Regions from separate parts of the Homo sapiens genome. Here region 1 is linked to region 2. A link is a loop called in an ENCODE intact Hi-C map of the cell type or tissue named here. Cell type or tissue: K562. All regions are shown on one strand. Links, peaks and the distances in the headings refer to the core of each region. The heading gives the core; the rest is flanking DNA. Region 1 overlaps R3HCC1L (R3H domain and coiled-coil containing 1 like). Region 2 overlaps R3HCC1L (R3H domain and coiled-coil containing 1 like).

The links. Peaks named below come from ENCODE experiments on the same cell type or tissue, not always from the same donor. Only the 100,000 strongest peaks of a DNase experiment are listed, where the experiment ranks them.
Region 1: a loop joins it to region 2, with 3.0 times the contacts of the local background. A loop is called at or near these places in 3 of 110 quality-filtered maps.

Annotation. Positions count from the first base shown.
Region 1 is chr10:98,230,852-98,243,774 of GRCh38, forward strand. R3HCC1L (R3H domain and coiled-coil containing 1 like) reads left to right here. Exons shown (of 10, transcript NM_001351015.2): 6 at 661-836; 7 at 3,595-3,665; 8 at 4,574-4,669; 9 at 5,173-5,313. Among named protein-coding and RNA genes, the nearest start is that of LOXL4, 31 kb to the right of the region's middle. In K562, for the core only: no CTCF peak of the experiment used is centred there; a DNase peak (open chromatin) is centred at 6,230.
Region 2 is chr10:98,164,132-98,177,054 of GRCh38, forward strand. All of the region lies in intron 4 of R3HCC1L (R3H domain and coiled-coil containing 1 like), which reads left to right. Among named protein-coding and RNA genes, the nearest start is that of R3HCC1L, 36 kb to the left of the region's middle. RefSeq lists enhancers at 6,471-6,520, 9,136-9,637. In K562, for the core only: a CTCF peak has its summit at 6,572 (motif pointing right); a DNase peak (open chromatin) is centred at 6,580.

The sequences.
Region 1 (12,923 bases), core at 1,765-9,764, 66 kb after region 2:
TTTATAGGACGGTAGAATTTTAATTTGTTACCTCTTTTATTAATTCCTTCACTAGCCTGCTATATGCACATTCCTTAAGGTAGGTCTCATGCTAAGGACATTAAGTATAACTACTTGTACCACTTAATTTGTCTTAACAAATGCCTTTGTAAGCTGTCTCCTCACCCTTTAATACATTCAACAAAAAGTGAAGTAAAAAAGTTTTTTTGAATTTTATTTAAAAACTTTTTTTCATTTTTGTTCACTTCCAGAAAAGAAACTATGAGCCTGGTCAGTAAGCTCAATTAAAACAAATATTATTAATTAATCTCTTCAGCTATTATCTAAGCTTCATTTTCCAAGATGTGCCATTTATAACTCACAACAGTATTCAGTCTGTGTTTTCTCGTGTGCTGGTTAGAGATGCAAGTTGAGTTTCATGCATTGCCTGTCTGCTGGAATTTCAACACTTTTTCAACAGTTCCATATGTATAGTATAAACTGGGCGATAAGCACCTGATCATTATTGTATCTGTGAGTAGAATTAATACAGAGACTATGCCAAAGGTTGAGGAATGGGAACATGTAGAGAAAGGGAGGAGGATTGTTTATATATAGGAATATATTTTACAATAACCAGGTTTAATGTAACCGGCACTTAACGTGCTTCTTCCTTTCTAGTTATCAGGGAATACCAAGAGCAGAGAGAGCATCCAGGAACCTAGATCTGATTACTACAATCATGAAGTTCCTGATATTGACCTCAGTGATTGTGAATTCCCACATGTCATTGAAATTTATGACTTTCCCCAAGAATTTCATACTGAAGACCTTCTACGGGTTTTCTGCAGTTATCAGTGAGTATGCAAATGATTGTGGATGTTAGGGAGGGTGAGATGAAGTCTTTAAAAAATGTTTTCTGAGAAATCATCTCTTGTTTTTTATATCCCGTTTTTCATATTTTAGCATCAGGCTGGTTTATTGTCTTTTCCAGGTCCAGTAGAAATTTTCTATATTAAACTACTGTTCTAAGTTCCTTAAAAATGTCAGGTAGCCTTTCTAGCCCCCATTTTAGCATTTAAGAAGACTGTCATCAGTGATGACTTCATGGTGCATTTAGTCCATTAATACATATTGTAATTGTTGATATATTTGGATGTATTGTCAGATTGCCTGCCATCTTTATGTGTTTATTTGTCCTATCTTTTTCTTTCTTGCCTTCTTTTGGGGTCACTGCAGCCTCGACTTCCTGGGCTCAAGCAATCCTCCCAGCTTAGCCTCCCAAGTAGCTGGGACCACAGGTGTGTGTCACCATGCCTGGCTAATTTTTGTATTTTTTTGTAGAGACAGGGTTTCACCATGTTGCCCAGGTTAGTCTCAAACTCCTGCACTTAAGCCATCCGCCTACTTCAGCCTCCCAAAGTGCTGGGATTACAAGTGTGAGTTACCACGCCTGGCCTCAACTAAGTTTTTATAGACAAAATAACTCTTCTTTTTTACGCTCTGCTCCTGTTTCATTGGTTTAATTTTATTTAATTCCATGGTGAAAATATCAACTCACACTGATATATGTGGGTTTGAGAACACTTGCACTAACCCTTGGTATGTGTATAGCTGATACTTATATAGGAGAAGTTAAAAGAGTTAGAAGTAGATACCTTTGTATATTTAGCTTATAAGAAAAAAATAAGCTTCAGGAATAAAGAGATGATAATCCAGAAAGAAAGTTATTAAGAAGATTTTCAGGGTCTGGAAGAAAGTCAGTATCAAGAAGAATTATACTTTAATGTTTCAGTCCTGATATTTAAAATGAACCAGGTCTGTAGTGTGATATAACAAATTTAAATTTAAAATTCACCTTGAATGTGTAAGATTCTATATAAGTCAGGGTATAGCCCTTAACTTTTTCTTAAAGGATAAGTAAATATTTTAGACAACTCTGCCATTGTTAAACAGAAGCAAGCAAAAACAATACATAAATGAGCATGGCTGTAAACTAAAACTTTATTTATAAAAAGAAGTGTTCTGTTTTCATATGAAGTTCTAGAACAGGCAAAACTAGCAGCCATGTACTTGTTTAATCAGTTAAACTTAATTCGGTGGGGAGCATCAGTTCTATAACTAACAGAAAGAAAGGGTGAATGGATCCTGGATGACAGTTAATCTCTGCCATAAACTTTAAATGTATAGTGTGTAGGTCAGTCTTACTTACTAGAATTAGGTTAAAATCTAGTATCAGAACCTGTTCAACATAAAATTCATAATAGATTTTTTAAAAGCAGTCAGAGGGATCAAATCCTGTTAGAACTACCTTAGACTGTCATAAATAATGATGATTCTTAAAACTAAGGATCATTTTGTTGATGTCTAGAATTTCTTGAAGATCAATTAACTCTTACAAACTATTTACTTCCCTTTGCTTTGTTTCTTGATAATCTCACCTGCAGGACCATGTTTCTATCAAATTCAAAAACATTCCCCAAAGAGAAAAATTTTAAAGGATTATGAAATTTTGAAGTATAAAAGGCCCTCTAGAACCCATCTGTGATTTATAAAAATGAAAATATTAATATTGATGAACATTGCTATTAATAATAAAAGTAATGAACACCATTAATTTATTAGATGCCCATGAAGTGCTCAACACCATCTTCTTTGCCTTGTCATGGATGATCTCATTTCCATTTTCACAACAACTCTGTGGGGAACATACTTTCTTCATTTTTACAGAGGAGCCGACCTAGCTTCAAGAGAGGTTAAACTTGCCCAGGGTCTCAAGGTGGCAGAACCCTGAGTCCATGAGCATTTTTAAGCTCTTAGCTGAAAAATATAACTGTTATGTCATCATCCTGACATTCCTTGTGCTCACTAGGTAGTTGTTCTCCAAAATAAAAGTGTTTTTCTAGTACTTAAATGTTCATTCTTTTGATGCTTTCTAATCTGGTCTGATATTTCTCTTATCATGATTCCTTTCATCCTTAATTTTTCTGACTTTGCCACATAATTCTTTCTAATTTTTTCTTATTTTTTTAACCTCCCTTCTGCAACAAGTGAAGAATAGATCAGCCTCTCTGATTATAGTTGCCCCCTTTTTTCCCCGTTACTTGACTTTTTTAAAAAAATTGAATAACATCTTCAGTATAATCTCCCCTACCCCATTCTCTTCTCTTTCTGTCTCTGTCCTCAAGGACAGAGTTTACATTTGCATTAAATCCAGGTGACCTTCCCTGCCTACCTACTCCTCTTATATTCTACCCCTCCTCTGCTTCCTCTTTCCATTTCTTCTCATTCCCTGCCCATAAGAACATCTCTTGTAAATAGTGCATTAAATACTTTACATCCCCAAGGGACTTGTGAGGATTAATTAGTTGATGTCTATAAAATGGCTGAGAACGTAAAATACTCCTGGGTACTTGTTTATGATGGTATTATTGCTTTTAAAATTCAATGGCTTCTTCTGTCCTCCAAACTGTTTTCTGTGTCATTATCCCCATTCCACCTGTGCACTCGTTGAGTGTTTCTATCTTGTGAAATGCTTTATGAGATTCTATTTGTGAGATGTTTCATAAAAGTAAATTTTATTTTAGGAAATAAAATTGTTTTTTTGTGTTGCAGAAAGAAAGGATTTGATATTAAATGGGTGGATGATACACATGCCCTAGGAGTATTCTCCAGTCCAATTACAGGTATTCACCCAGTGGCTTTCAATCTTCCTTTCTTATTGTTCATTTTCTCATGCTACTTTTTCTATTTCCCTTCTATTTGAGCAAGTTGGCATCTTATTCAGCCAGTGTAGGTAATAGGGCAGTTAGTGGTTTTTTTGAGGTAAGGTACTTTGGTACCCATTCTCACCTTTCACCTTAGTCCAGTGGTATTTGGAGAGATAGAGTCAACACCTTCCAAGGTTATTTGTACACATAACTGTCTGTCATGATAGTACGTAAACAGATTAAGGTAGAGATTGAAGAATCCAATGGGGCTCTTAAAATATTGGTGATTTTTTTTTTCCATCCTAGACAAGTGAATTTAATTAGCCCTTTAACCTGTCTAGTGAGAAATTATAATACATACCCTCTGAATATATGATTGGGCCTTCTTACATATACCATTGGCCTCATGATAGATCTGATGCAGAGGCATTCAAAGAAAATAGAGATATTGAAACGTTAGTTCCTATCTGAACCACCTAGAATATGGATCTGCAAAATTATTCTATAAAGGACCAAACAGTAAATACAATATTTTAGGCTTTGTGGAGCATCAGGTCTCTGTCACTACTTAACTCTGCTGTTGGAGCAAGAAAGCAGCCATAGACAATATACAAACCAAATGGGCATGGCTCTGCTTCAGTAAAATAATAAAATTACTTTGTAAATAAATATAAAAACAGGTGGTTGGCTGGATTTGGTCATGGAGCCATAGTTTGCTGATACCTGATCTAAAATAATTACTGCCACGTTGATCTTTAGATCTGTCTCTTTTGCTTGCTTTGAAAAAAAAGCATAACATCTAGGAAATACTAAGAGCTATCCCTAGTTTTTCCTTTGCATCACTCTACTTCATGTCTTCTGCTTCCTTTTATTCCTCTTTGCAGCTCGTGATGCGTTGGGTATTAAACACACCATGGTGAAGATTCGTCCCTTGTCACAGGCCACAAGAGCAGCCAAGGCCAAAGCTAGAGCTTATGCTGGTGAGTCTATAATCTCTGGGTTTTTTTCTTGCTGATGGTGGTATTATTGTTCTTTCCAGAAGTTTTATAGCATCCAGACATCTAAAGACATATCACTTTTATTTTTAGTGTTAAAAGAAATATGTTTTTAAGAAAAAATAAATAAAAGGGAAATGACCATGTTGGAAATATGGCATCTGAGCAGCCACTTGGAGTGTGTGAGAACTAACTGCAGGCAATGCAGCAATCAGTTTCTGATGACATCCCTACCTAGTTTACCTCTGTGTTTAGCTGCCTGATAGAGTCACTGTAAGATACTTTGTTAATGCAGATAATGAAGCCAGGGTTGTTTGTGCTTTGCCATGTTAATTTCCTCTGATCATCATCTATCAGACTTGTATTAATTACTGCTGATGCAGCCCTTGTTAGTCTATTTTGTATGTTAATTACTGAGTTAAATCACTTGAAGCTAGAGTGCTCTCTCTTCTTGACTCCTTCCTACTCCCTTCCTTTCTTCGATTCAGAGTTCCTCCAGCCAGCAAAGGAGCGTCCTGAGACTTCAGCAGCCCTAGCCAGAAGGTTAGTCATCAGTGCCCTTGGGGTTCGAAGTAAGCAGAGCAAAACCGAACGAGAAGCAGAGCTCAAGAAACTGCAAGAAGCCAGAGGTGAGCTGAAAGGGTGGTGTTCTTCTCTAGGCCCTTCAGAACTCACTGTAAGGCATGTGTTTAAAAAAAAATGAATGAAGCCCATTCCATTTTTGTCGTTTCTGTTTCCTAGAAGCCTCCTAAGTGTATAGAAATTTTCATGCCTTACGTCCAGGAGAAGATGTTTCAGGATTGTCTGCCTGTTTCACGCACCAAGACATTCTAATCCACGCTCCTACTGTTGTTTTCCAAGAGATAGGTTTGGTCTTCTCAGCTCATCCATGGCTTTTCCTACAGTTTTTCTATGAGAAAAATTTTCCTGTGAAAACAGATAGTGTCCTAGGGAGAAAACATTTGCTATGGTTTTACTGGGCCACGATTGCCATGATATTGCCCTAATGTTATCAAATGGTTTAGATCTGAGGTAGAAGACAAATTTAGGAAAAGCCAGCAACTGACGTTGATGATAACAACTGTAGGAGGTATTTTTGTCTTTTTAAGACAGTCCTGAGTGGCTCCATTAGAGTACATCTAGATTTACCTGTCTTCTGATTATTTTCCAGTATCCAAGAGTTCTCAGAAAAATATTTCCCCTGATCCACAAGCAGAGTTTTTCTTTCTTATAGTTTGGAGCTGAAGTTAAAATCTCTCTCTCCTCTACAGGCTGTTGAATTGTATGTAAAGGCTTGGGACTCTGGTGTGGCACTTAAGTACTTTTTATCAACCTTCAGGCTTTAGACAGTCTCATTGCCTTAGCCCACAATTCCTGGAATCTGTGAAGGCAATTTATTCTGAAAATTCCACTTACCGAAAAGTAACTTCATTTTTCCATTAAACGAATTGAAGTTTCAAACTCCTTGTTTATTGCTGGTCTAACAAGGCCATTAATACGTCCTGTCCTCTCTGCTTTAGTGATAGCAGGCAGCTTGCGGACTCCCAGCTGCACTGGCCAGATAACCAGTGACAGAGTGTGTCATGGCAGGTGCTAGAGTTTCAGAGTTGAACCCAACTAATTTTTGAAACTTTAATGATTATAATGAGGCAGTTTCCATGTTTTCCAATCATTGTTTACTCAAAGGCCTCCTACAGACTATAGAAACATAACCGGATTCCTTGGGTTTTTATAGATGGCAATAACAGAACTAGATTAAAGATGAATGTACAGTGTCCTTAACCCTTTGTTAATTGGTTGTCTCTGAAGAAAATGATTTCTGTGTGATAACAGTGATATCTATAAAAGGGGATATGACTCCCTTTGCCATGTTATCATGCTTCTCTGTGGGTGTATATCACCTGTATCTCTACAGATCCTGCAGCAGTGGTTTTGCGTGGATATCATCTTGAGTATTCCCTTTTCTTTCTCTAGGTGCATCAGCATGCAGCTCCACTTGAAGTATTTGTTTTAAATGTCTGGCTATGCAAAGGACATTTCAGTGATGCAATTAAAAATGATTCTGTTGACTAAGCGGGTACTCTATTGCTTTTCTAAAGAAGGCCTTTATTTGTGAATAGAGACCCACTGTGATAAGTTTCTCCTACCTATTGGTGCTGAGGCTGTATGGATTATGAGGACTCTTTATTATGCTCCAGCGTGCTACCATTCTTTATATCTGAGGAAATGCATCTGGAAGATTTCCTGATGTATTTCTTTCTGGCATCTTTCTGTGTTGGGCAGATACTTATATGCTTGCCTGCATGGAGCCCAGGCTTTAAATATTTTTTTTCAGTGGAAACTTTACTGTTTTAGGTATTAGACTCTGGAATCTCACTTCCTGGGTCCACATCTTAGGTCTGCCATTTACTGTCTGTGTGACCTTGAGAGGGTAGGTAAGTAACTTACTTACTTTCTGGAGGCCTGTTTTCTCATCCTTAAACAGAGCTCAAGCAAGTTAATCCATGAAGGATACTTAGTCATCTTCAAAAAACCATAGGTACTCTCTTGCTCCTGTTTCTATAGGCCTATAATGAGTTATATGGTAAGTGTTAGCTGCTGTTGTTTTTGTTAGTAATAATAGAAATATCATTATATGGTGAATCCAGCACAGATTTCAGTGCATATTTTTGTCATTACTCTTTTTATTTTAAAATTCCTGTAATCATCTGTTAGCTCCATTTGGCATTCACTGAGCACCTGCCCTGTGCAGAGCACTGTGTTCCCTGTTTAGGAGAATTAGAAAGATGGCAAGATTTTGTTCCTCTCCTTAAGCCTTACAGTCTAGTGAAGATAATCTGCCTTGAGTAGGGAAGAAAATATGTTCCTCTTTTAGGTATTTTAAGCAGTTGTTTTTCCTCTCACTTCAGTTCTGAAGATTTTAAGATTAAAAACCATAAATGGTTTTTGTTGATTAAAAGGACAGGAAGGAAACTCCATCATAACTTACAGGTTATGATGATATTGCATTATGATAACTCTGTGACCAGTGATACCATCTTGAGTTTAGAGCTGACCCAGAGAAGTTAAACTGGCCTAAGGTCACCCAGCTGGTAAACTGAAAGAGAAGGCATCTGAATCTAGGTACCGCTGATTAAAACCCATGCTTCTTCTGTAATACTGTAATCCCCCTTAAAGGACTTTTGCAGTTATTGACATTTTCTCCCAGAAAAAAAAACTTACATAAAACATTTTTTAAAGTCTCCAGGAACAAAATATGACAAGCTTCTTTGTTATCTGTACCAATGGTTAGCAGCTTTTCACTGTCAGAAAAATCTTCCTTAGGTCTAACTTAAATCTGCATGATAGTTTAAACCAGTGTCCTCTTGTTTTTTCCTTAGTAGAAATAGAGAATATCTGCATACTATTTTGTTCTAACAACTTTAACGCTAAAGATTAGGGGCAGATTGTTTAGAAATGAGGAAATCTGGGCTCTAATAGAGCTTTTGCCATTAACTAGCTGCGTGGCCATGGGCAAGTCAGTTATACTTCTCTGTGCCCCCTGGTTTCCAGCAAAGCGAAAGTACTCCTCAGCCTACCTAATCATGGAGAATTTTTTGAGCACAGAATAAGTTAACATATGTAAAAATGTTTGGAAAAGTGCTTTACAAATTCAGGATATGATTATTGATATGACTGTTAAGAATTTAATGTTCATTATAATATGAGCTTGTAATGACAAATACGTATTATATACTGCTACTCTCCATCCATTACAAGTGGCAGATATTGTTAAATCAGTCATGACATTCTTTCTTGGTGAGTTTTGACATGACCATTGCCAATTTATCAGAATTAGCATGGGAATTGAAATCTATATATCATCCTGTTATAATATGGTATAATAATCTCCCAGCCTTTCTTTCTCCCGCTTGAAGACTTCTGCTGTCTAGCAACAGTGCCTGGTACATAAAAAGATACTCAGTACATGTTCATTGACCAAATACATGGATGACATTGGTTACTCTAATTTTTCTTTGTAAATCTTGACTCTACTCTGAATGCTAAGTCCTCCATGTTTTTCTTTATAAAACCCAGAATGTGAAACCTTCCTAATTAAGAATTTTGAATTTGTGATTTTGAGTTTTAAGTACTTTTCTGCTATATTTTTCACTCTACTTTGATTATTTATTTATTTATTGAGACAGGGTCTCACTTTGTCACCCAGGCTGGAGTGCAGTGGCACGATCACAGCTCTCTGCAGCCTCAACGTCCCAGGCATAAGGAATCCTTCCACCTCAGCCTCCTGAGTAGCTGGGACTACAGGCATGTGCCACCATGCTGGCTAATTTTTTCCTTTTAGTAGTGATGGGGTCTCTCTGTGTTGCCTAGGCTAGTCTCAAACTCTTGGACTCAAGTGATCTCCTGCCTTGGCCTCCTAAAGTGCTGGAGTTACAGACCTGAGCCACTGTGCCCAGCCTAAAACCACATTTTAAAGACCAAACTCAGGGCCAGGCATGGTGGCTCACTCCTGTAATCCCAGCATTTTGGGATGCCAAAGTGGGCGGATCATCTGAGGTCAGGTGTTTGAGTCCAGCCTGGCCAACATGGTGAAACCCTGTCTCTACTAAAAATAGAAAAATTAGCCGGGCATGGTGGCGCGCACCTGTAGTCCCAGCTACTCAGCAGGCTGAGGCAGGAGAATCGCTTGAACCTGAGAGGCGGAGGTTGCGGTGAGCCGAGATTGCACCACCATACTCCAGCCTGGGCAACTGAGCAAGACTCCATCTCAAAAAAATAAAAAACAAAATAAAGACCAAACTCAGGAATGTATATAAAATTTTCCCATGTTCCACTCATCCAGATATTTGATTCCCACCTAAAACTGGACTTAGATATCGTTACCTCTCAGAATAAGCTATCTTCTCATTTTCAAAGCCTGCTACAATTTTATTTTAATTTATTTTCATTTTATTCTTGAAGGTAGGTGATTAATTGGCTGGTTCTGAAAGGCCATCTTTTGGGTCACAAGCCTGAAAGGCAAAGTAAGTAAACAGTAGCCCGCTCACCTAGTTTGATTAATTAAATCACAAAGAACTTCAAACCATCTCTATAAGATAGTAATAAATTTAATCACAGTTCATACCTTCTGAAAACCTTCTTTAGACTTTCCATTATTCTGCCTTAAAGGGCAGTGTGGCATTGCTGATTCATAATCTAGGTCTTAGGGTATTTTCTTGGCGTTTTTTCTCCCCTGATGTCTGAAGTTCATTTCTAACCACATTTTTTTTTTTTTTTCATTTTAATGTGACTTTTTTTCTGTGATGTAGCGTTTACTCATTTTTTGGTGTCAATTGCTGTTTAATAAACCTAATACCTTTGCCTAGATCAGAGATGAAAATGTTAACTAGGACTAACTAACTGACCAGGTCACCAGCTGTTGCTAAAATAAATAGTACATGGTTCCTTGTGTTAACACTTAATACATTGATAATTATTCTACTCTCTAGAGTTAAATGCCCCCTTATGGGATTCAGACTGTATTTTTCCATATATTATGATCATATAAATATTTAGTAAACTTAAAATCTAAAACTTTGCTAAAATTAAGAGGTTATTTAGATTACTTCTCCTTGATCTACTATGTCCGTCACTCTAAAAGAAGGGAATAAGATTCGTTTGACCAGACGCGTTCTTCACAAAGCATGTTGTCTATTGTTCTGTATGTGACTACAGTAGATTTTGTGATTATTTTTCATAGATCTAGAATAAATTTTGAAAGTCTTTAATTTACATCCTCTCTCTGCTTTTTTTAAAACATGACACCAAACTGGCCCTTTTACAATCTTCAACGCTTTACATTCTCTTATGTAAAGTCTTGACTGCACCGTGATTGCAGGCAACTCATTTAATATAGTCATTTCTGTTGATTGATTTATTATATTGGAGAATGAAAGTTTTCAGGGCCAGCCAATGTGAATGTTTTAGGTCAATCATTTTGTGCTGAATTTTCTATTTTTTCTTAATTCCTTGCCCTTGTGTCTACTGTTGGGCTTTCTCTTTATTCTTTTAATTGTTGGAGGTCAAGTTAGTAGGAGCTTTGTTTCATGCAGTTTATCAGCTATTATCTGCTTTCCTTTCTCTTTAATAAAGGGACATGTTTCTTTGTCTTTCTGTTTATACAATTTTTTTCATATTTTTTTCCCTTGTAGATATTTTCAGATGTCAGGATAGTAGAAAGTGTGCTGGTGAAGAATTAAGGATCTGGGTCCCAGATTCAGTTCTTTCACTGGCTGTGTAACCTTAGGCAAGTCATTTCAGCTCTCTGAGCTTCTGTTTCCTCATCTTTAAAATAAAGAAATTATTATTTCCTATCCTGACCTACATTTCTCTATTCTATTCATGTTCTTGTATTTCTAAATTTACACCTCACATTTTCACTATTTCTTTGTGCTTCTCAATTTGTCTTCCTACTCTTACTAGTTTTTTCATATGGCTTACCATTAGAATCTATTTACTTTTATTAGAAAGTGTTAGGAAATGTTTCAGGCCGGGCACAGTGGCTCACGCCTGTCATCCCAGCACTTTGGGAGGCCGAGGTGGGCAGATTACCTGAGCTCAGGAGTTCAAGACCATTCTGGCTAGCATGGCGAAACTCTGTCTCTACTACATATACAAAAAAATTAGCCAGGCATGGTGGCATGTGCCTGTTACTCAAGAGCTACTCAGGAGACTGAGGCATGAGAATTGCTTGAACCTGGGAGGCGGAGGTTGCAGTAAGCCAAGATCACACCACTGCACTCCACCCTGGGTGACAGAGCGAGACTCCATCTCCAAAAAAAAAGGTTCAGAATTCTGAACTTTCCAGATTTTAGAAAGGTAATATGGTATCTGTCTTATAACGCCAAAATCAGACACATTAATATTTCTGCAGCAGAGTGTGTGACTGTTCACACTAAATGGGATATGTAAAGACTATAAATAGCTTCGTATCCTTTCAAGTTAGATTTGCCTCCATCGATTAATTTTGGCCCCAAGCTTTAAAGAAAGCAATAACTTTGTTTTCAGAATTGTTTTGATTTTGGAATTGTGTGTTATGGGCCTGTTATATTTTTCTACTGCTCTCGAATCTCTTCTCATATTACTCTTAAAGATTTAAGTTTCACACCTTATTGAAAAATTGGAGTTCTAATAATTTACTTTTCTGGTTTCTTCATTTTTCCTTGGGATGTAGAACCAGATTTTGATTGCTTTCATCCATTGCCTTTAGATCTCCTCCTAACTTCTCCATGTTTGTAAGAATCAAGACCATGCTGCCTTCCTAAGAAATTCTGGAATCCATTAGACAAACCAGTTATCCTTTGTGCTGTCTCCTAGAGAACCCCAGTGCAGTTCAAGGCCTGCCTCAGTTCCAGGGCATTCTCTACCAGCCTTCATTTTGCAATTTGCAGACCACTGTTTTTTGCCTCTTGTAACTTTGCTGCTATATTCAGATAATGCCACAAGATGGTGCCCAAATAGCAGTGAATTTCTTTTTCTCACATTTCCAAGTGCCAGTCAGCTTCATAACTAACTTCTTTGCCCTTAAAGTACAGTCAAATACAGTATAGGAATGTTGTAAGGGATTCTGCTGATGAGGAAAGATATATCAGAATAGCAAGTGTTTATTCTGAATTCATCTCGATTTCTGTAATCTCCCTGGTTCATGACTTGCTAAACCTTATACAGGCATTATCAATTTGGAACAGTAAGAAGGAAGCATTTAGGCTTACCATCTATGATGTAGGCTTATCCCCATTTTATGGTGTCAAGATAAATGACTAGCCATGCAATTGGAACTGGTATTGTGGCACCTAAAGGAGCGCTTGGGTCACCAGACTGTTGTATGGTCCATATTTTCTCAGACCTTGGTGAAAGTGTTATGGAGAACCAAGCTTCTATATTAAAAATTGAAGATGAATTATCCAGATTTGTATATTTTTTGTTTTTAGAAATAGTTTTAGTTTTCCATATTGTAATTGTATATTCCAGAAGATTTCTGGCTCCTGGAAGTGCTCTGAAAATATTGAAATGTGGTTTGCCTCTGAAATATTTTTTCAATAAAGTTTTAGAGAGGAGATATGAGTAAAGCCCAGGGGCTACCATTTCCATTTAAGCAACAAAATAGAAGAATATCAATACATATCCTTGATACTTATTGAAATATTTGTAAAGATCAGTAAGCTGAGAATAATGGGCAATTGTGTTGAAGCACTAAACA
Region 2 (12,923 bases), core at 2,285-10,284:
GTCAGAAGATAAATATACTCATGTGCTGCTGACGCACATTGCAAAAATTGGATGGAAACTATGACATGATAATGGTGATTTGCCGAATTTTCTCTTAAATAGTTTTGTGCAGCTAAACACAGTGAGAAATAAATGTTGATGTTGAGAGCTGAGTTCAAACAAATTAGTCTCAAATAGAATCCAGGGATGAGGAACTATAGGCACAGAAAAAAGAGAGGAACAAGATTATCCTTAGATTTGTTTTTTCTTAGTCTTCTTGCTTTTGTCAGCATCAGAATACTGTCTTAGGTATTTCTGGATGTTTTGCATGGCTCATGTGAGTAGAAGCATAGGATTTCATTGTGGATGACTGAAAAGGCCTACATCTCAGAGCAAATCAAAGTGAGTTTTAATCTTGGTTATTTGAAATCTCCTTGTACCTGTCTTATTAGGAGTATTATTTTTTTTTTTAAGAAGAAACTAATTTGCAGCTGGCTATAAAGAGTGACACTGTGTCTGGGAAAATGCTGTACTAACACACTGTGCTGTCCCACAAGAGTACTTCTCAAGTCCCCAGATGCAGTGCTGACAATCTGTGACAGCCTGTGAATTGTTGGGCAGCAGTTGGGGAAGATGGACAGCAGAGTGAGGTGGTTGTGTGTAAGTTAGAGGAGGTGGGGAGGGGAAGAAGTGAGAGAAGAGCAGAGCAGTTTCTAAGTTTTGTGGGCAATTTGAATGGAAGGTGTTTTAGTTGTTGGGTTCTGCTAATACAGCTGTGAAATAAACAGCTAGAAGGTGGGGTGGAAATAGTGTATTTCACCTTTCCTTTCAAGGTGTTATTGATTCTGTCATCAAAACTGTAAAGTTGCCTGGGCATGGCAGCTCACCCCCGTAATCCCAGCACTTTGGGAGGCCCAGGTGGGCAGATCACTTGAGGCCAGGAGTTCGAGACCAGCCTGGCCAACACAGGGAAACCCTGTCTCTACTATAAATATAAAATATTAGCTGGGCATGGTGGTGTACGCCTGTAATCCCAGCTATTCTGGAGGCTGAGACAAGCTATTCCTTGCTTGAGCCAGGCAGGCGGATGTTGCAGTGAGCTGAGATTGCGCCAGTGCACTTCCAGCCTGGGCGACAGAATGAGACTCTGTCTCAAAAAATCAAATAACAAAAAACCCTGTAAGGTTCTATGTTCTATTGATGAAAGTATGGGTTGGATGGAATTAAAACTTTTGAGGAGACTAGAAATACCACATCATACCAGGAAATGAAACTATAAAGGTAAGGGTAATGGGGATAGGGCTTATCTTTTCCAGGAATTATTATAGTAGTAGTAAGGCCAGTTACCATATTTAGATCCACAATGGCTAGGCCTTTATCTCAGACAAATGTACATCTTGTTATTTATTTATTGGATTGATTTGATACGTATGCTATCCGCTGTTACTGTTTTTATAGCAAGCATTGTCAGACATCAAAGACAAGAATTTCTGGATATTATTTGGATTGTGGAGTGGAATTTAATGTGGGCAAGTTATGGTTCAGTTCTTTCTTTCAGTATGAGAATAGTTATACAAAGTAAATAGCTTTGCTACAATGAACCTTTGGCTGTAGCCAGACTAATATTGGGGACTGAATGTTTGTGTTCCCCCTAAACTCATATGTTGAAATCTGGTCCCCAATGTGATGGTGTTGGAGGTGGGGCCTTTGGGATGTAATTTAGTCATGAAGGTGGAGCCCTCATGAATGACATGGCTTCCCCTATAGGAAGAAGCCAGGGACCAGGTGCGATGGCTCATGCCTGTAATCCCAGCACTTTGGGAGGCCAAGGCGGGTGGCTCACCTGAGGTCAGGAGTTCGAAACCAGCCTGACCAACATGGTGAAACCCCATCTCTACTAAATACAAAAAATTAGCTGGCCTGGTGGCACATGCCTGTAATCCCAGCTGCTTGGGAAGCTGAGGCAGGAGAATCACTTGAACCCGGAGGTGGAGGTTGCAGTGAGCTAGGACTGTACCATTGCACTGCAGTCTGGGCAGCAAGAGTGAAAACTCTGTCTCAAAAATCAAACAAACAAACCAAGAAGAAGCCAGGGAGCTAGCTTGCTCTGTTTCTGCTGTATGAGAATACAATGGGAAATCAACCTACTGCAACCTGGAAGAGGGCCTGCTCCGGAACCAGGCCATGCTGGCACCCTGATCTTGGACTTCTAGCTATTAGAATTGTGAGAAATTTTTGTTGTTTTTAAGCCACCCAGTCTGTGGTACTTTGTTATAGCAGCATGAACTAAGACAACCAGTTTCTGTAAGTCTCCAAAATAACACTCTGACTTTTTGCGTCTTCACATGTTGAGTCTATTCTTTCCACTTGTAATATCTCCCCTCAGTTCTGTGTCTGAACTTCTAAATCTGTTTCTAAAGGCCTAGCCTCAGTTCCACCCACTTTATGACATTTTCCTCACCCATTCCAAGCCCTTAGTGATATTTTTCTCCTCTGGTTTCTATCATTTACTGCTTTTCTCTTTATTTGGTAGTTAGAGACATATATTCCCTTAAAACAACATTAAAACAATCTTTCCAATTAGGTAGAGACATCTTAAGGGGAAGCTTCATTTTTACTCTCTCGGCTTACTGCAACTTCTGCCTCCCAGGTTCAAGCGATTCTCCTGCCTCAGCCTCCCGAGTAGCTGGGACTACAGGTGCGTGCCACCATGCCTGGCTAATTTTTTGTATTTTTAGTAGAAATGGGGTTTCACCGTGTTAGCCAGGATGGTCTCGATCTCCTGACCTCCTGATCTGCCCACCTCAGCCTCCCAAAGTGCTGGGATTACAGGCGTGAGCCACCGCGCCTGACCCCTACTTTATAATTTCTACTACCCCAGCAGTGATGTCAATACAATATGTGCACTTAATAAGTATTTGATGGTAAAAAAAAAATGCCATTGCCTATTGTTAGCTTTTACCCATCTTTAACAATTATCTTTCTCTTTGTATCATAAGAATACTAGATAAGAATTCAGTTTAAATACCTGAGCCATGTTCGTTCAGGACATGATTCTTCTTGAAAGCCTTCTGTAGCCCTGTGTACAGGCATTCTGTTCCTTAAAGTAACGTTGCTTTGAAGATTTTACTGTATTGTAATTATTTGTTATTCTTGGAACTCTAATGAATAAACTTTGAAACTGCATAGAAGAGAAACTCTTAAATTTATTAACTTGTTAATGTTTTCTTTGCCTGAAACTTGCTTTTGGTTTCTCAGTTTCTCACCAGGCACATTTCACACCTGCTGGTATAGCTCCAAGGAGGGAGGTGATAGATACGGAGCTGTAGCTATTTCTCTAACAGACAGACTCTACCTCATTTATAAGTATTCATTTTTGTTGTTACTGTGATTTGGTATTTTAAAAATTAAACTGTTCTGTGCTATGCATTTTTACAAACATACATACAAAATAAATAGCTTTGCTACAATGAACCTTTGGCTGTAGCCAGACTAGCATTCTGGGCTATGCATTTTTACCCCAACATAATTTTTAGAAGATATGTGTTTTAGTCTTACAGTAGTAGTTAGATGCAGGGACTTTGAAATCCAATCCACGGACTTTGAAATCCTATCCAGCACTTGGAAACTGTGTAATCTTAAGTAACTTAAGTTTCAGATTTTTCATCTGTAAAGTTGGGATAATAATAGCTACCTCTTAGTATTGTAGTTGGGATAAAATGAGATAACATATATGACACTTAGCTGAGATTGAGTCTGGTGGCTTCTACTTTCAAAATTTACCCAGTGGTTTATTAGCTTTACTCTGTGAATCTTAAAGAGGAAAAGAAATCAAGTTTAATGCATGTCAAGGTTGAGGTAAAGCCCCCAAAGCTTTATCCATTTGAGCTCCTTTATTGTCAACTATAGGATGTCAGTTAAACCCAGAATAGACCCAGGAGAGGAACTAATTTCAAATAACTGTAGAAGCAGACCAACCTCCAGATGTGTATTGAGGGAAAGAAGTTTTAAGAGGGAGTTTTTTTCTTCTCTCCCTGCCCCCTACCGCCAGTTACATATGCAGAGTAGGAAGCAAACTTTTCTCTCTACCTTTGTATTACATATTATATTGCCATTGTTCGGTATATTAAAGCTTTTATCTGACTGCCTTTTGAGGTGGTCAATAATAGGTGCTAACATTAAACTTGGAGCAGTTAAGTCGGTGAGCTGTGTGGTTACCTTGTCAGTGGAGTGTGAAAAAGACTAAGCTGCGGACTGTTTCCCAGCCTATAAAGCGTGAAATCAGTTGGTGCTGATGCATGACGACTATAGCCAGTGTAGTATAAAATAAGCTGGGGGCATGAATTGTGTTATGTCGTGAGAAAGACCTTTTCATGCCAGTTTATTTATATATTTTGGGACCTCCAAGATCCTACTGGAATCATGTATCTTGTATCTTTTGTTGTCTTGATACTCAGTTTTTTCATGAAATGTTTCTTCCAGTTGTGCAAGCTGTATTCTTTGTCCAGCTGCAGGCAGAGAGGCAGAGGCAGTAAATATAAATGTCCAAGGCAGAGGCAGACTAATATTAAAATACTGTATTATATTCTGTTTAAGATTGCATCTGAAAATACCATCTGCAGTTGGTATTTGATGTACAGGTTTCTTCTGTTTTAGACCCAAGATTTGAACGTATACTCTACATTCTACTTTGAGCTTCTGCCAGGGTGAGAACTGTGTTACCAGTTTCACTGGTTGGTGGTCCCATGTTGAAATGTGCCTCTGGAGAAGGAAAGTAGAGAAGGGCAGCATTTTCAAATGCTTGGAGGAGTTGGTAGGAAGAAGTATAGAGATTATTCTTATGCGGAATAGAAGAGAGGGTGTTCCTCTCCTGACACCTGGTGAGGTTCTTTACCATATGGCTTTTGAGGGTGAGGCAAGGTGAATGAGGAAGTTTCAGAGACAACAGTGAATTATTGTCAGCCTTTTTAAGTCTGGAAGGTTATTGGAAATAGGCATGCCATGAAAGCATTAAAGATCTTTCATTCTTATCTTACTTGGTTTTCTCCTTTTACGGCAGCAGTCTTTGAACTCTTTTTGGTTGTTTTGCAGTTACATGGATTCTAAGCAAATTGTGAATATTTATGAAACTAATGCATCATTGTGAGACCATTCTGCTGAATATCAGGCAGTCTAGTCTAGTAGTTAAGTGCAGGGACTTTGAAATCCTAACCAACACTTAGAAGTTGTGTGATCTTTAGTTATTTAAGCTTCAGATTTCTCCTATATAAAATTGGGATAATCATAGCTATCTCTTAGTACTATAGTTGGAACCAAATGAGATAATGTATATACAATGTTTACCACAGTCCCTGTCATGTAGTAAGCACTCTGTAAATGGTAGCTGATTATTCTTCTTTCTCTTCCTCTACTACTACTAAATCACTGCTCTACCACTACTTCACTTTTGCTTGTAGGGCCTAAACTGTAATGAAACAGAAAACACAATTAGACATGGTTCATCGCGGCAGATTTTGAAAAATATGTCATTGTTCTCTTGGGCATGGCTTAATAGTTCTTTCTTAACTAAGTAGAAACTATAAAAAGACTTTTTAAAATGAAAGATAAGAATCTTTGTCTTGGTTTAAGATAGCTTTGCAAATGAGTGTACAAAACTAGTTATTCTAAAATGTATTTGCTTAATGCAAATAAATCAGCCTTTATATGAGCTTAGGGAATATGTAAAACTAACAGCTCGAAGAATTGTCATTCCTTATTACTCACCTAACACAACCTTTTTTTTTTTTTTTTTTTGGAGTGAGTGCTTTTTTTTGGGAATTGTTTGAAGTTTTTTTCTTGTGCCAAGAATAGTCACAGTAGAAGTCTTGTCCAGTGTATGAGGCACATTTTTGGGGGAATGGGATGGAAAAATCACCCTGATCATTTATCCTTAATGGTAATGAGTATTAGTGTGGATAATATATTTGGATTTGATGTGCATTATGTGATTATTTCTTCAGCACAATTAACTTCCTGATTAAACTTTGCTCAGCATATATTGTGAGCATATACTCGGTGGAAAACTGATAATACTGCTATAATGGTGGTAAAACTGCTAGTTTAGTTGATAGACAATCTGGGTTCTGGTCTTAGTTACTACCACTCTAATAGTCTTAGATAAATCCCTCAACCAGATGATTTTCAAAGGCTCTTTTCAGCTATAAGCTTTTTGTTGGTTTGTTTTGAGACTGGGTCTTGCTCTGTCACCCAGGCTGGAGTACAGTGTCACAATCATAGTTCACTGCACCCTCAAATTCATGGGCTCAAGCAGTCTCCCTCCCTCTCAGCCTTCCAAGTAGTGAGGGTTACAGGTATGTGCTACCGTTCCCAGCTAATTTTTTATCTTGTTTTAATTTTTTAGAGACAGAGTCTTGCTAAGTTGCCCAGGCTGGTCTTGAACTCCTGGCCTCAGGCAGTACTCCCACCTCGGCTTCCCAGAGTGCTGGGATTGCCTGCGTGAGCCACTGTGCCTGGCTTCAGCTATAAGATTTGAAGATAGGTATGCAGGTGGCTTAGAAACTGGGAAATGTAGTAGTGACACATTTTGGCCACCAGAGGGTGAAGTCCAGTCATTGAAGTTGTGCTCTGTATTTGACCAGAATGTGGCATTCTTGGAAATGAAGAGGACACATTGACCCTCTGTTCATTTAGGTTAAGTCATAGAGCCTCTTGCTCTCTGATTCTGCTTTCACTTATTATCTTTCTAAAACTTTCTGGGTAGGGCTGGGGCAGATACTAAAGAAAGGAGAAGAAAGGAATAGAGGTATCTAATTGTCAGCTATTCATCCAATTTTGTTCTGTAAGATAGTGAATAGCTTTCAGATGACCTATGGGCAACCTTGATGGGAAGCACAATAGTATATAGGTCACCACACTTAATTATTTGTGGCCACCTTCCTTCCCCAAAACACATAGGCATGCACACAACACTTAACCCTCATTGCCTTCACTCTCTCTGAAATTCCAAGGATGAAAACAGAATGTCTGAGAAATATAGTAGCGTGAGCACAGCCCTTATAATTGTAACCAAGGTTCCAGTCTTGCATTGCCACTTAATATCTGTGTAACCACAGACATTACAATTTTGAATTCTCAGTATCTTTATCTGAAAAACTAGGATGTTGAATTCTGACCTATACAATCCCTTTCGGTAAGTCTAATTCCAAGGCTCTGTAAAAATTCTTTAATGTTTATTTGAAGGGCAGTGCTATTCTTAATACAACACTTTAATAAAGTAGTATCTTTAAACAATAGCATGTTCTTTTTTGATAGAAACAGAGCTCTAGATGTTGTTAAGGCATAGATATTAAAGAAGTAAACTATCATGACATCAAATAGAAAGACAGTTACTGCTCCACCGTGGCATTTTTTTGGCCCCATAAACAAATACAAACTAATTCTCTGTGAATATAGGCTCAGGATAGCAGTGGTTCAATCAAGAGGGGCCAAGACTAGGAGGAGCCAGGCCAAGCTGATTTCGGGTATAGTTAATAGTGAAACATTATGAGAAGAAGTCATTTGGGGATAAGTAAGCTTAGCAAAAGAGAGCATGTAGGTTCTGGGAACCTATGTCATGAAGCTGGAGTCAGAATCCATTTCTTCCAGCCACACCAGTGGAAATAACTTTGACACAACATTCGATTATACAAGTCCAAGTTGCTGTCTGAGAGCTCAGGATGATAAGATGGAAGGAACAAGGAAAGGCACGGTAGACAAGCTGAGATGAGTGTCTAGAATGTGATAGAGCAAATGGACTCAGAAGTGTGCTTGTGAAAGCAGGCAAGGATTAGTACTTACTATTATGTTTAATATGTATGCAAGAGAGTAGAAGCCAGTCAGGCTGACTGGGTAGAAACAACATTTTAGGATTATGTTCAAAAGATAATTTTAATCTGTCCTAGTTTTAATCGCTATCCTTGGTGTTGGTAGAAAAGGTCTATTTGGTATGTCTAAGGCTCTACACATGTTTGAGGCTAGTGATTATATCACTGACAAACTCTAGGTTGTTTGATGATTCTAATAGCTTTACACTCCACGGGATATACACGTATTCACAGATCCGCTCACTACTGCTGCAGAGTTCATTTCACAGAAATGAACTGGCTAGTAAAAAATTTGGCAGGCAAACTAGCTTTTCAAGTAGCTGCTAGGAATGGAGCCCAGCTATTCCCTTTGGGCTTGAGCTGTTGGAATTCATTGGGTTAGCAGCTAGAAAGAATGAAACTGTAACATTTTTAGCGTGGTTCATGACAGCAAAGCTGAGGTGTTAGGATTTCTGTTCTAGAGGTTTACACTGCAAGTAACTTAACTTGATTGTGTGTCTTAATATTACTGGGCTTCTGACCGCTGAAATATGGCTTGGATCGATGGTGGTTTGGAGAAAGTAGAAAGAGGGCTATCCATCATCTGGAGGCTCCATAGAAGCTGGCTGATAATGCTGCTTTCACCAGGCAGCCATCTGTCCATCCATCCATCAGTAGGATGAAATGAGATTTAGCGGAACAGGCAGCCGTAACTCTGAAATACTTTCTAACCAACAATTGCAGCCCTGGCCTGAGTCTGACCACAAAGCACAGCACTGGGGTTTGGCGGGATGTGGCAGCAAGTGCAGTCTCCTTCCCGTCACTGCCAGCCTAGTATGTATTCAGTATGAGGCTGTAGCCCAAGCTTACTTCCCATACAAAATTTGACTAAACTTGGGATGACAAGTAGACAGAAATAGTCTTTCAGCTCCAGACTAAAAATTTTACAAGTTGAGCAGACCCTTTCGGTGGGGAATTTTTTTGCTTAACACTCTGGGTACTTACAGTAATTCTGTCATTGTGGTACTTAGGGATGAGGTAAAGGTAATTTACTGATTTCATTTTATATAAATTCTTGTTTTTCTTAAATCAAAATTTTTACCTAGATTGTTAGGTTGCAGAAATGGAATTTTCATTCTCTTATTTCTTTCTTCTCTCTTTGGTGGTGCTAATATGAAAGGAAAGAAAATGTAGATGGGGAAATGGGTAAAAAATTCGAAGCAAGAAAATGGATGATCCCTAAAATGGACAGTTAGGCTCTGAATAATTGGTTGTGTACCATGTCTTCCTGGTTCTTTTGCAGGAACATTGAGCCTTCTGAGAGAGCCTCTTAGTGTAGCTCTGTGCTCATGTTGCCTGTCCTGGTACCATCCCTAGCCATAGCCAGCTTCCTTGACTGCTTTCTCTCACTGATCACTTTAGACCTCAGCTCCTGCTCTTTGTTCTGAAACCTTGCTTTTCACTTCAGACTGGGGGAGGGGTAGAGGGAGCCTAATGTACCGGAGATGCTTCGGAAATGAGAGCCTTGGATGAATTCCTGGGCCTATTGATCCACCGGCAGTTTATGCATCCTGACATTCATAATCTCAGTAGGCTGCTGATGTTCCTGATTAATGGGCCCAGGGGCTGTCCATCCGTCACTTCGCATTAATTACTGAAGAGGTGTTTTTCCAGTGATTTACCTGACAGCGGGCTGTGATAAATACCCCTAAGCAGAGTGGGCAGTGATTAATCACAGGGCCACACCCCTCCCCCTACTCTTTTTTCCCCCTAACCACAGGTTAGCATTGGGACCTGACCAAATAGTGCCCCCTCCCCATAAGCTATCTATCTCCATAATTGCTTGTGGATGCATATTTATTGGGGCATGGGGCCTGGCAGATAGCATTCTAGAACTTGTGCCAAAGATGATGAAAAATAAATCTTCCCAATAGGAAGAGTATCTAACGTGTTTTTACATGGGGCAGAGAAGTGTCTGTGAGCTGCGTGTATGTTGCTTTTTAAGAAATCTGATAGGAATATTGCCCACCTGCTATGCCTGCACTCAATACTGTAATGGTTGCTTTTTGAGCTTTAAAAAGAGGAGATAGAACAACTTTTATGTTTGCTATACTTGTAGTATATTCAGGGAGAATATGTGAACAAATATGAGAAATTAGAGAACATTTCAAAGTACTAATACAATCTTGGGAGAATTGGACTAGAACTTCAGGATTCCATTTCTTACTCTGTGGCCTTAGAAAGTGAAATTTAGTTAACTATTTAAGTGTTTTAATGTTTTTCATGTGTCGGGCATTGTATTCAGCTCTGGAGATACGAAGATGAATTGGGCTGAGATCTCAGGGAACAAATTCTAGTGCCCGTTGCCTCCGTTTCTCAAAGTACAAAATAAACTTCCAGGAAGTTATTGAATTAATTTAAAATTAGTATAAGATCTAAAGTAATTTAAAATCAGTTCTTACATTAATTTTTCTGTGAATATTTATTGTATTCCCAGGGATAAAAGCAGCATATGAAAGATACTATCTGCCCTCAAGAAACTTGTAGAGTGTGAGATGGCATTCATAAATGAAACAGTTGAATAAGAATATAAAGGAGTATATAATGAGAGTGATATAACAACAATGAGATGTCTCAGTTTAAACACAACTCATTTAGGAGGGCGTTAGACATTATCAAGGAGGGCATTTCAGAAGTTGGAAGGAGCAGACAATGAGGCCATCCTGCCCAGAATGGAGACTTTGTGTCTGAGAATGATAGAAGTATTATTGAAATTGTAGATTGACACCAAATCATGGAAAATCTTAAATGCAAGGTAAGCCTAGTTTATATATTGTATGCTCTGGTGAATCTAAGGTTTTGAGTGAGAAAGTCTAGAAAAAAATGTATTTTAGAAAAAATTCTTACATATTGATGTTCGTAATGTTATTTGGAATTGCCAGATTACCTTGGCATTCTCGGAGCCCTCTTTTCCTCTGTAGTTCAAAATAAAACCGTTCAAATTAAAAATATAGTTTTCTGTATCTACCCGAGTGCAGTGCAAAGGATTGTGTAGTTCGGTTATATATGGAAGAGATGATAGAGTTGACAGTCAAAGGAGACCAAGTTTCTCATCGTTAACGCGTGCAAAGTTGAGTAAGTCAATGAAGTTTTAAGTAATGACTGCAGAATTAAATTGGGAAAGACTATGGCCTCAAGATTTAAGAAAGAAACCGTCAGTCTTACAGATAACTTCATTAAGGCTATACTGATTATTTCCTGGCTACTAGACAGGCATATTTTAAAGCCAAGAATCAGAAATTAAAGGGTCAGTGCTGTCAGCTGTATTTTAGCAGGAATTTTAAAGAGATGTCATTTTTTTCATTAAAAAACTTAAGATTATATATGGCAAACTTCACGTTTCATAGAGTACATTTTGTGAATTTTGACAAACATGCAGTTGTGTAACTCCCACACAATTAAAATGCAGAGAGAGCAGTTCCATCCATCCAAAAAATTCCCTTGTCACTTTATAGTCAGCCCCTTACCTGACCCCAAGCTTCTGGCAACCAGTGGTATGTTTTCTGTCTCTACAGTTTTGTATTTTCCAGGATGTTGTGTAACTGGAATTGTATTTCTCTAATGATAAATGATTTTGAGCATCTTTTTTGCCATCCTTATATCTTCTTTGGTGAAGTATTCTTAAATTATTTTGTTGTTTTTTTGACACTGAGTTTTGAGATTCTGGATGAAAGTTATCAGATGTGATTTGCAAATATTTTCTTGTGGTTTGTGGCTTTTTAAAATTCTCTTACATGTCTTTGAAGAGCAGAAGTTTGAATTTTGATAAAGTCGAGTTTATTGATTTAAAAATTATTTTATTTTATGGGTCATGCTTTTGATGTTGTATCTAAGAAACCTTTGCTAAACCAAAAATCACAAAGATTTTGTTCTATATTTATTTATAGAAGTGTTAAAATTGTAGGTTTACATTTAGATCTGTGATTCATTTTGTTAGTTTTTATATGTGGTGTGAGGTATGGATACAGTTTTTGTTGCAAATGAATTTCCACTTGTTTCGGCACCATTTTTTGGAAAGACTCTCTTTTTTCATAGAATTTCCTTTATACATTTCTTGAAAATCAGTTGTTCATATATGTGTGAGTCTTCTTCTGGACTCTTACTGCGTTTCATACATCTAAATGTTTACCCTTTCTCCAATGTGACACTTACCTGAGATTATTGTAGCTTTATAGTAAACTTGAAATCAGGTAGTGTGAGTTCTCCATCTTCATCCCTTTTCAAAGTTACTTTGGCGATTCCAGTTCCTATGCCTCTTCATATCCATTTTAAAATCAGCTTCTTAATTTCTGTAGAAAGTCCTTCTGGATTCTGATTTAATTCTAAAGATCATTTTGGGGAGAATTGATATCTTAAATATTGAGGCATCTCATTTATGATCTTTCTTTCGATTTTTGATGTCTTATCAATGTATTTTAGTTTTCAGCATAGATTGTACACATACTCTGTTAGATTTATGCCTAAGCATTTCATGTTTTTGAGTGCTGATGTAAATGATACTCTTCGATTTTCAGTTTTTTTCATTGATAGAATATAGAACTGCTTGTATCCTCATAACCTTGCTAAACTTACTTAGTTCTGGTAGCTTTCTTAGAGATTCTATGGGATTTCTATGCAGAAGATTATGTCATCTGCAGATAAAGACAGTATTACTTCTTTCTTCCAATTTGGATGTCTTTTATATTTTTTTCTGCCTTGCTGCACTGGCTAAAACCTCCATTTTAATGTCAAATAGAAGTGACAAGTGTGGTCATCTTTACTTTATTTTTGCATCTTACGGGGAGAGCATTTGGTTCTTCATCAAGTATAATATAAACTATAGGTTTTTATTGCTCTGCTTTTTTTTTGTAGATAACATTTATCAGGATGAGGAAGTTCTCCTATTCCTAGTTTACTGGATGGATGTTGAATTTTGTCAGATATTTTATGTACATCTATTGAGATAATCATGTATTTTATTTTTGTTAGTCTTTTGTTATGGCGAATTACATTTTGCCTGAACATTTTTTAAAATTAATTTATTAATTAATTTATTATACTTTA